Linked DNA regions of Mus musculus: region 2 is linked to region 1. Evidence: chromatin loops called from intact Hi-C (ENCODE). Cell type or tissue: heart. All regions are shown on one strand. Links, peaks and the distances in the headings refer to the core of each region. The heading gives the core; the rest is flanking DNA.

Region 1 (5,373 bases), core at 133-5,132:
ATTGGTGTGAAGCAGAAACTGTAGATGAAACAAGATTGGACATAAACTAAGGGTTAGACAGGAAGTTTATGAATCTATTCCCTGTGGTTTTGTGTGTATTGGAATTTTTCCATACTAGAGTAAATAAAATTAAACTAAAAATTAAAAAATTAAATCCCCCCCCCTCCAAAAAAAAAAAAAAAAAGGTGATGGTAGAAAACGAAAAAGCCTTATATTGAAAAACACATAAAGCTAGGTAGAACTGAAAGTCTAGCAAACATCAAAGACATTAAAGTTGCAGTGACAAAGTCGAATGACCTTTTATCTAGCAGCACTCGGAGAGAAGCTTTGATGTGGCAGTGTAAAAGTCACACTGGAGGAAACAGGAGACTCTGGAAGGATATGACAGAGGAGGTGAAAGGGCTCAGGGTGTTAACTGGAGAAAAACTGAACCTGTAGATCATGTCCCTGCCTACACAAGACAGAAAAGTCGGGGTCAGGGGAACCACGGAAGTTGATGATAGACATGGGGAAAAGGAAATGAAGTCTCAGAGGAAATACATGACCAAAAAAGTAAGAACAAGAAATCTGTAAGGAGCCAGACGATGGTGGTGCACGCCTTTAATCCCAGCATTTGGGAGGCAGAGGCAGGCGGATTTCTGAGTTCAAGGCCAGCCTGGTCTACAGAGTGAGTTCCAGGACAGCCAGGGCTACACAGAGAAACCCTGTCTCAGAAAAAAACTAAAAACAAAAAAAACAAAAAAACCCACATCCGTGAGGATGAGAAGCTGGGGTTGGCAAGCCCTTCTCTGGAGCCGAAGACTTCAATTCTACATGATGGCAAGGTCAGGTAGAGCCGTCGGTTGCCAGAGTTGCCTGCTGGTAATCGTTACCCAAGACATCAAAAGGAATCAAGAAAGGCATGGAGGTTGAATACATGATGGCTCAGCAGTTAGGAGTGTGCATTGCTCTTCCAGAGGAGCTTGGTTCAATTCCCAGCTCACATGTCAGGTGGCTGAGCTGCCTGTAACTACAGCTACTGGGGATGCAATACCTCTAGACTCCATGAGTACCCACAAACATCTCACACACACACACACACACACACATGTGCACATGAACACACACAGGCAGGCACACACTCACGCACATTGGCTGCTCAGAAGTCTCTAGAGCAAAACTGAATTTTGGAGCATGGAGTGGGATCCTCTAGCTGGGACAGATATCGTTGTTGTTGTTGTTCTTTGTTGTTTTGTTTATTTGACAAATCGTCCACCATTAAGCAAACGGTATACCCTATCTACCTACATGAGTTTTTCAACTTAAAAAGTTATCGGGGACAAAAATTTAAGTTGAAGAAACAAATTTAGAAAGGCCGGAAAGGGAACCCTAAAAAACAAAGAAAACAGACTAACTTACAACACGAGTAAACATTTAATTAACGATCATCTCCGATATCAAGAGAGTTTATCACTGGAAAGGGCTTTAAGCCTTAGTAAACCTCCCAGACCTTAGCATAACTGACTCCATGATAGAAGTACTATTCAGGCCCTAAAACTCAGCATGTAGACACCACCTCCTGCCAAAAATGAAAATAAAGACCCAGTCCACCAAAGTCTATAGTTCTGGGAATGTCTCTAAATGAACTAACCTTGCTTTTTTTGTTTCTGTAGTTCCATTTTTATCTAACTGTTCTTATTACTGAAATATGTCAACCCAGGAAATGATGGATTTTGTGCTTAAAATCTCACCCCAAGAAGGCTCACTGCTACCCTGAGATCTGGAATACCCCGTGTAGACACAGACCAACTAAAACTTTCTATTGGCTCAAACTGAAGTCTGAGCAATCTTCTCTGGCGAATACCTCACACCCTTTACATTGCCTAATTTTTCTTGTCACCATCCTAGAGCTCTGAGATTCCCATTTACATATGGAATAGTGAAGGGAATTTCCCCTCTGCCATTCAAGGATTGGCTGGAATACACTGGCAAAGACCAATTAGCTAGAGAGAAGACACACATGTAATACAATTAACCCCTGGCCCAATAGGACGTAGAAACTCCAAAATGATACCTCTGTTCTATTGGGGAAGAACAGAAACTGTGGACACTTTTTCAATGAACAGTAAATGATTTTGGGGGACGTTAGGGGGTTTGTAGGAACGTGTTGAAATGAGACTGGGCCTGCCTACTAGCAGGGAAGTATAAATCTCTTTGGCATATTGAGCAAGACTAAAAATAGAAGAGGACTGTGTGTGTCAGAGTCTATGCAGGTGTGTTGACAGACGGCCTCTCTTCCAGTGATTTGTGTTAATGGAAGCTCAGGGAGGGTCTAGTGGGAATAGCTTTCTTCCTTAGGGGGGTGGGACTTGGAGAAGAGATAGCTTCGGCGACACCTGCTGCTGAATTCTTTCGCTCAAATTAATGGGCAGACAAGGGCGTCCAGGTCAAGGTGCTGGTCTCTTGATCCGTGGTAGGTCAGGTAGCAGCTAAGAAGCTAACATAGAGACCATATTGCTGATAAGAAAAGTAGCCAGGGCTGGTTGACACTGGGTCACCTTCATCTAACTTTGGCTCAATAACGCTTTACTACACCCTGTAAGGGAAACCAGATTGTGTGAACCAGCCCCACCCTGACACGCCTGGAAGCTGTAGGTACAGCCACACTGGCAGAGGCTCTGAGACATGAGGAGTTAGAAATGGGTGGGTGGGTGGGTGGGTATCTCCATTATTAGTCACACAACGTCGATGTTCAGAGGGGAGAGGAAGCTGGGATATGAGAGGCCTCTGTTACAGAAATTCCTCCCAGGGATCTGTTAGGCCAAGGTTTATCAAAGACCTGGAATAAAAGGGAAGGCGTCCAGAGTCAAAGTCCTTGAGTAACAATTTCCTTGTGAATGAGAGGCTGGTATGTAAATAAGGGCTTTGCATAAGCCAGACATTCTTTCAAGTCCAGTTTATCTACAGGGTGAGTCATTTCCTCTCTAAAGCAAGAATTAAACCCATAATCATTACACAGCACATACCTTCCTCCCCAGCCTGCCTAAAGATAGCCAGCAAGCGAGGCTCTGCCTCTGACAGGACAGCCTTGCCCTTTCTCAGCGGGAGAACGGCATGGAGATCCACAGGCAGGTCAAGAGCTAGAGATTGGAAGGAAGTTTCAGGTACGGTTGGTGTGAGCTATAGCAAGAACCTCAGGGCAGGTTTGTATCTTCCTACGGAACCTGAACCGCACTGCTGGAGAAACAAGAACTAGAAACCTTTGGAGAAAGGTGATTTCCAGAGACCAGGAAATGGAAGAAACAACAAGCCAAAGGCTCGTCTACAGAGGAGGGCTTCGCCCAGGGACTTGACCTTTCAGACTCAACAATACAGTACTATTTGGGGATCAGTGTGCCAGTACACACACACACACACACACACACACACACACACGCTCGTGCCTCCAGTTCTTCCTCCCAATATCTTTTGGACATTTTGCCAGGACCCCACACCCACTCACAAGGCTTGATTGACTTTTCAGGAGCTAAAGATTCAATGTGTAGAGTGACATGGGGGAGGGGAAAAGTAAGCAAGCAGAAACGGAAGCCTTCGCTTTCCCCTGGGAGCCTCCACAGTCCCGCTGCATCCACCCTTCCACACTATAGATGACCTTATGTCCAAGGGATGGGCGTTTGCATCACCAAGGTTTAAGGGAGTGAAACCAGGTTTGCCACTTGCAGCAAGGAGGGAGAGCACTGGGCTTGATTCCCCTCTGACACATTCCCTCATCCCATGTATTCAGACAGGACCTCGTTATGTCACTGAGGCTGTACTTGAACTCAAGATCCTAAAGAGTCAGCCTCCCCAAAACTGCAAATACCACTGTGTGCCACTATATCCAGCTTGCAGTTTCTTGAACAATGAACGAAGGAGCTTCCACTGGGGAAATACATACACGCTAATAGATAGAAGGATCCATCATTGTTAGCATCAGAACCATCCACAGACAGACAGAAGCTGTTTACATCCTAGGTGACAAGACCCTCCCGTGACTGTTGCCATGGCAACCATCGCATACCCCCTGTGTACGCATTACCTGTATCACCTGTGTGACCTAGGTCAAGGCCTTGATAAAAGACACGAACCCTGACCCATAGCTTGCTCTCACCCGCCCTCACTTATTTCCTTCCTCTTTCAATAAATACCTCCCCTGTGAGAACTGGGCGGGCTTAGTGTGATCTGTCCAGGAATACACCGCTTTTCATCTAAGAGTTATCACATTTGAAGTGAGCACATTCCTGAGCAAAACCAATTTAGGGTACTAATCATACATATAGCCACCTCTACGTTGCCCTCCCAAAAGCCCCATACAAACAGCCCCTGTACAGAGATTTCAGCACAGGGAGCCTAGGTGTCTTCTCTAGGTCAGCTAAGAGGACTGCGGGAGAGGTGACTTGAAACTGGCGGTCTCTTGTTAAGTTTGTCCAAAGAGCCTTTACTCAAATAAAAAGAAAACGTTAGTGCTGGAGATAGACCACAGTTGATAGTTTTTCCCTCATATGCTCAAGAGTGTGGTTTGAACAACAAAACTGCATAAAATCAGCAGTGCTGGCCCGGGCCTGTCATCTACAGCACTCAGCAGATAGAAACCGGAGGGTCAAAAGTTCAAGGACATCCCCAACTACCCAAGGAGTCTGAAGCCAACGTGGGCTGCAAGAGATCTTGCCTGTCAAAGGGGAAGGGGGAGAAACAACCAGGATAGAGGGAAGGCGGGATGAGGAAGCACAGGAAGAATGCACTGCCAGTCTTTTATAGGGCTGACAGCTTTTCTTCATTTGCATATAGAGCTCTGGCCTTAAGGGTTCCTTCCCTTGCCTCCAGCTTCCTGCTAGGTCTTGCTCAGCATTGCTTGCTATGCAGGAAGCTTACAGAAACAAGCAAAGGCAGTGCTTTATCCATCCTCCAGGAGCTGTGGTCCTGCAGAAGAGACCGGCAAGGGGACTGGGGATTCCAGCAAAGGGCTAGTGCTGTAACCGAAGGGTGGGGAGTGGGGGGTAGGGGGGTCAGCAACAGGTTGATGTTCCAAATGGAAGGGGCCTGCGGGCTAGTCTTCCTGAGGAACTAAAGTCCAGGGTTAGCACCACAGGGTGGGAATGAAAGGACTGAGGACAAAGAAGGAAAAGAAGTCACTTTGACTCAAGAGAGAGGAAGCAGAAATTCTTCAACCCTTCTCCTGAAAGGAATAAAACCCGCGACTCTGAAGAACGGGGTATTTTTATCATTTCTCGAACTATATAAACCTTCCGAGTATGTTGTGATAACAACGATTCTCTAGATGGGAATGTTACCACTTGGCTTTTCAGGTCACCTGTGAGCCCACAGTAGACCACGTTTTGTGACGACTTTCTGAGC
Region 2 (5,373 bases), core at 120-5,119, 57 kb after region 1:
TTAAAAGCTATTAAAGGAGACCTGGACCCCAGCCTTATTGATCTCTTCACTCCTTTGCCCCCGTTCCTTCCATCCCTAACTTTCCAACCCCAGATAATCTAGTTGGGAGATGACACATGAGGAGGAGTCCCGAGACTCTGGGGGCGCCTGTTGAGGTATAGAACATGGCCCTGGGTAGACAGAACATGTGCATTTTCTTGGTTCGACTTGCAAAGCCCTTGCTTGGCACAAGAGGTGCTTTGAGTTGCCAAAAGCCAGGAGGGCATTTCCCTATTTGCTGAGCCTGATGCTCATGTACATAGATGGCTACTCTTTGAAGTTGGTCTGCTTTATTTACAATTGTGCCCTAGTCATGAGCCAGCAGGGACTTTGGGAGTAGGATGTTCTGGGAAGACTTCCTGTCAGGTTTTTCCCAGCCCTCTGGAATGCCTCTGAGATTCACTTCGTATCTCTGAGGGTGGTCTGATGTGCCCAAAGGGACTTGGCCTTTATCCTCCAAAGGATTCCCAGCAACCAGCAACCTCAAAAATAAACCAGGGCTTAGCAAGACCTCACTCAAACAGTGACTGATTTTACTTTAAAAAACACAACTCTGGCCTGGTTTCTTCATGTTACTCATGAAGATTTATTTTGCTTCTTACTTTTCAAATTATATTGTCAGTGTACACAACTAACCTCGTGTTTATTTTGGAAACTCTGCGAAATGGGGTAGGGCAGTAAGATTCCTTTATCTGAGGGGAAATAGCAAAACTAATACTTTAACGGGAAAGGTGAGTATATGGCTATTGTAGTGAAGCAAGCGAATATATCTGTAATCTCACACCCACTGTGTCTGTCATGCAGAGTTCTAAAATGAAAGCATCTTTGATTTATTTATTTATTTATTATTTGGTTAAATATGCTGCATGAGGCCGAATTTAATCAAGCACTGATAATAAGACCGAAAGTGGGGGTGATAACTTCCAATATTTGGAGCTCTCTATTCCCTGGGTTTTGTCTGACAGTTCGCTTTTTGTTTATAAGAGAATTGACAACCCCATTTTGTTGCTGCGGTTTTTAAATAAAATGTAATCTTTTGCAGAAAGTTTAACATATAGAACAAAAACATTGAGTCTGGCAAAATAGACTGAGAACACCAATGGCGGCACCCTGTCAAATGTCTTGAGCAGCCTTATAATTACTGTCACCTTCCTTTGTGGAACACTCACTGGGAGCACTGGGAGAGGCTAGGCATACTGTGGCTCTGTTGGAAATAATCACCAAGCCAGCTGGCTGCTACGAGAGAGATATCTGGTCTCTTACTAGAGGTTTAGGATCCAGGTGGCAACAGTTTAATGAATGGCAGCTTTTCCAACTCAAAATAAAGCACAGTAAATGTTTCTTAAGGGATTGGTGCCTGTAGAAATGCGCACCCATGCACATACACACACACACACACACAGAGTTCACACACACACACTCACACACAGAGTTCACACATACACACACACACACACACACACACACACACACACACACAGAGTTCCACAACCTGATGTTTATTTCCTTTTCTGGTGACTCTTTCTGGGGAGAAATGTTGAACTCGTTTTAATGGCATTACTGAGGTCAAACGAATGCATTAATATCTGAACGTGCTCCATGCTTACAATTGGATAATTGTTGCGGGGGGTGGGGGTGGGGCATCATTTCTTCATTTCCCTCCACTGCTAAACAATAATTGTCATAATCGGTTGTCAGAAACCAACCAACGCCTTTAGTTTAACGTCCTAGGAAAAGATTTCTTTCCCTCTGACAAAAGGGCAATGTCACTGGTGGTTCGGAAAGCAGGAGTAGAGGAAATGGGAGAGTTCCTTCCTCTCCTGTCTCCTTCCCAAGCCTGCTGGCAGTCCTTGCCCTTCCTCTGTGCCCGGAGGCTCCTCCCACCCACCTTGCGACTCACGCGCTTCCAACTGTATACCTTCTATGGCCCTCTTTTTTTAATTCACAGACACCCGTTGTATCTCACCCAATCCCAGGCATTAATTTCTAGCTGGTAAATTCTAAATTAAAACACGGGTTTTACGCATCAAGGTTAAATGCGTACGAAGAAGAATGCCCCCTGATTATGCCGCTGGCATAGAGCTCAGTTGGTTGAGGACGCTGAGAATCAGCTAATTTCACAAAAGCCGACCCGCAGACCTATTTTTACCGTCATTTGCTTGAGCTAGGTATTCCGTTTGAAGGCCACATTGAAATCAAAGTGTTTTCCCAGGCTCTTGGAGTGCCCGGGTCAAGAACGCTGACAATCTGCTGTCAGAGAGACAGCCTGTCAGCATTGCCCCCTGTCACACGGCCCAGTTGTCACTCCAATAAGAACAAGCAGGCAACCTGCTGCCTTGTGACAAGCACTGGGACTCAGAGACAGAGCCAAGTGCTATGAATGAAACCCCGGGAAAGGTCATTTTATGCCAGAAGAAATATGGCGTCGCCTGCAGCATGTTCATAATTTTGAATTAAAAAGTAGGTTAACTGTAAACCCAAGGACAGTTACTGAGGACCCATGTGGGTTTTTTTTTTCCTTTCAATTTTTCTCTTTCTTTTTTATTTTTTCCTTTTTTCTTTTTTCTCTCTTCTTTCCTTTTTCTTTCTTTTCTTTTCTTTTCTTTTCTTTCCTGTGTGTGTGTGTGTGTGTGTGTGTGTGTGTTTGTTGGGGTTGTGGTGATATTCAAGACATGGTTTCTCTGTGTACTCTGTGTAGTCCTGGATGTCCTGGAACTCCATTTGTAGACCAGGCTGGCCTCAAATCCATAGAAATCTGCCTTCCTCTGTCTCCCAAGTGCTGGGACTAAAGGTCTGCGCTACCACACACCCAGCTTCCACCTCCCTTGTATAATCTCTGAGTTTTGAACTCTTCTCTAGCTTGAACACTTCAGTCAAAAGATGGAGGAAATGTGTCATTTGGGGCTATTGATGTCCTAGATGGGAGGGTGTTTTTTCCCCTTTTTTCCCTCCCCCCTCCTTTTTTTTCCCTTCTTTCTTTTCTTCTCCCCTCCTTCTTTCCTTCCTTCCTTCCTTCCTCCCTCCCTCCCTTCCCTCCTTCCCTCCCTCTTTCTTTCCTTCCTTCCTTCCTCCCTCCCTCCCTTCCCTCCTTCCCTCCCTCTTTCTTTCTTTCTTTCTTTCTTTCTTTCTTTCTTTCTTTCTTTCTTTCTTTCTTTCCTTCCTTCCTTCCTCCCTCCCTCCCTCCCCTCCCTCCCTCCCTCCCTCTTTCTTTCTTTCTTTCTTTCCTCCCTCCCTCCCTCCCTCCCTCCCTCCCTCCCTCCCTTCCTCCCTTCCTTCCTTTTTTCCTTCCAATTAAAGACAGGGTCTCACTATGTAGCCCAGCTGGCCTCAAACTCACAGGGATTGTCCTGCCTCTGGCTCCTGGGGCCATATCCTCTACTACCCAGGTAAAGAAAGTGTTGTCAGTGATGTGATTTAGTGCTATGCAAATGCCTTTCCTCTCCTTCTTCACAAGAGCAGCAAGTACCATATGGCCATCTCTCAGTTGCCCTTAGAGCTTTGAGGCTCTGCAACTCATTTTGGTCAAAAGATGGAGCTGAGTGGGGAGAGTGTTTTTCTAACTTTCGGAGGACTCTGAGTTAAATCCCCATCACCAAATCAAACACAAACACCAAGAAAGACTTGTTGCAGGCACTATTTCCCCTGACACTGGAAAAGCAAAGGATGCTGGTCGGCTCCTTCCTCGAGTAACAGAGCAACCAGTCAACGTCAAGACTTCAGGGTGACTAACAACATCAAAATAGTCCATAAATAGTTTACAAGTCGTAAATTCCAAATGGCTTTTAAAATCCAGCTTCCAAATTAATTGTTGTTAATGAAAAGAATTTCAAGAATGTAATATAAAAAATTAAAAAATCACATTTAAAGTATATCTATTTGCCAGGTCCTACGGGTGCACACCTTTAGTCCCACCAACTGGGAGCAGGGGTAGGTAGAGCTCTAAGTTCAAGGCCAGCCTGGTCTACAGAATGAGTTCTAGGCAGCCACGGCTACACAGAGAAACCCTGACTTGAAAAATAATAACTAACTAAACAGATAAAATATGTCTATTTTTAAAATATATATACTTTCGGTTTCTTTTGTGAATTTGTCCCACTGCTGTTTAAGGTCTTTGTTCACCCTGGTAGATAGCATTTGGAAGGGCTAAAAATCACTACAAAAACTATAAAATTAGATAGATGGTTTTCAATATCTGTAAAGGCCTTCAGGACTTTATGAAATTAAAAACAAATATCTATACTCTGAAGGAACAAAGTGTGACCAATCTTTATCTGGACGCTGATAAGACAACAATCGGGTCTATACGCTTCAAGTGATTATGTGTAAGAACACTGCCCTTCAGGGCCAGTGGCGCGCTCAGGGAGTAGACGCTCTTACCTTGCAAGCCTAGCGACCAGAGCTCGACCCCTAAAATGCCTATAAAGGTAGAGGAAGAGACCCAACACTGGGAAGTGATTCTCGGTCCCCCAACCCGACATTAATTAATGTTTTTAAAACCTCGCCTTCAATTTGCATACATTGCCCCTCCAGCCTTACAGAGTTGTGCAGTGGGAAACCCAGAACTCCGTTCTAGCTCTAGCTCTTCTCCTGGCTTTGACTTTAACTGCTGCCCTGGGTGGAGAGCCCGTACCTCTGTGCTCCCTTCGCTTCTCTGTGAAGGGGGGTGGGCTGCAAGGGGCTTTGTCTGTCTTCCAGAATGTCATTTTGGTTCTCACTTCAAATTCACCATTTATGCCGGTCAAGGAGAGGCATAAATACAAACCAGGGCCCAGCTGTGGAATCATGAGTCTCAGACCACCCCATAGCTGCCTGGCACCAGTCACAGGCACCGGGGACTTCATGTAAACCTCTGGCGATAGTTACAATGTCTCCATTCTAAGCCTGTATGCTGCAAGAAGAAACACCTTCATTCTCCTGGCTGCAAACACAGCTTGGATAGTAATATCCACCTCACCAGTCTCCTTTGCTGTCTGAATCCAAGAGTGAGTCACTGAAGAGCCATTCCCTCTAGCAAGTTTTGAAACTGCACCACAGGAAATTACACAGGACCTGCACCTCTGCTACAAAATAGGTCTCTGTTTTGTAATGAATGTTTAGAGGGCTAGGACCAACCCGCAAAGCAGGGTGCTCAAACCTCTGAAGAAGCCAGCTGTCTTCTTGGTGCTGTCCCAAGATCTAAGATGTAAACCGCACACCGTAAAGCTGGCCTGCCTGTCTTTCTGGGCCACAAAAATTACTGGGGGAAGAAAAGATGGAACAATATCTCACTCAACACACACATACACACACACACATAATACACACACAACACACACACAAGCACAGCACACACAC

What was found. A loop is a pair of places that touch in the nucleus more often than their neighbours do. Peaks named below come from ENCODE experiments on the same cell type or tissue, not always from the same donor. Only the 100,000 strongest peaks of a DNase experiment are listed, where the experiment ranks them.
Region 2: a loop joins it to region 1, with 3 times the contacts of the local background. A loop is called at or near these places in 3 of 42 quality-filtered maps.

The regions. Positions count from the first base shown.
Region 1 is chr10:111,573,735-111,579,107 of GRCm38, reverse strand. It overlaps Gm30193 (a long non-coding RNA gene), which reads left to right and starts at 5,352. Exons shown (of 3, transcript XR_380791.3): 1 at 5,352-5,373. In heart, for the core only: no CTCF peak of the experiment used is centred there; DNase peaks (open chromatin) are centred at 2,627 and 3,007; H3K27ac peaks cover 3,817 bases.
Region 2 is chr10:111,516,726-111,522,098 of GRCm38, reverse strand. No RefSeq gene overlaps it. Among named protein-coding and RNA genes, the nearest start is that of Phlda1, 13 kb to the right of the region's middle. In heart, for the core only: no CTCF peak of the experiment used is centred there; DNase peaks (open chromatin) are centred at 1,918 and 2,328; H3K4me3 peaks cover 666 bases; H3K27ac peaks cover 3,126 bases.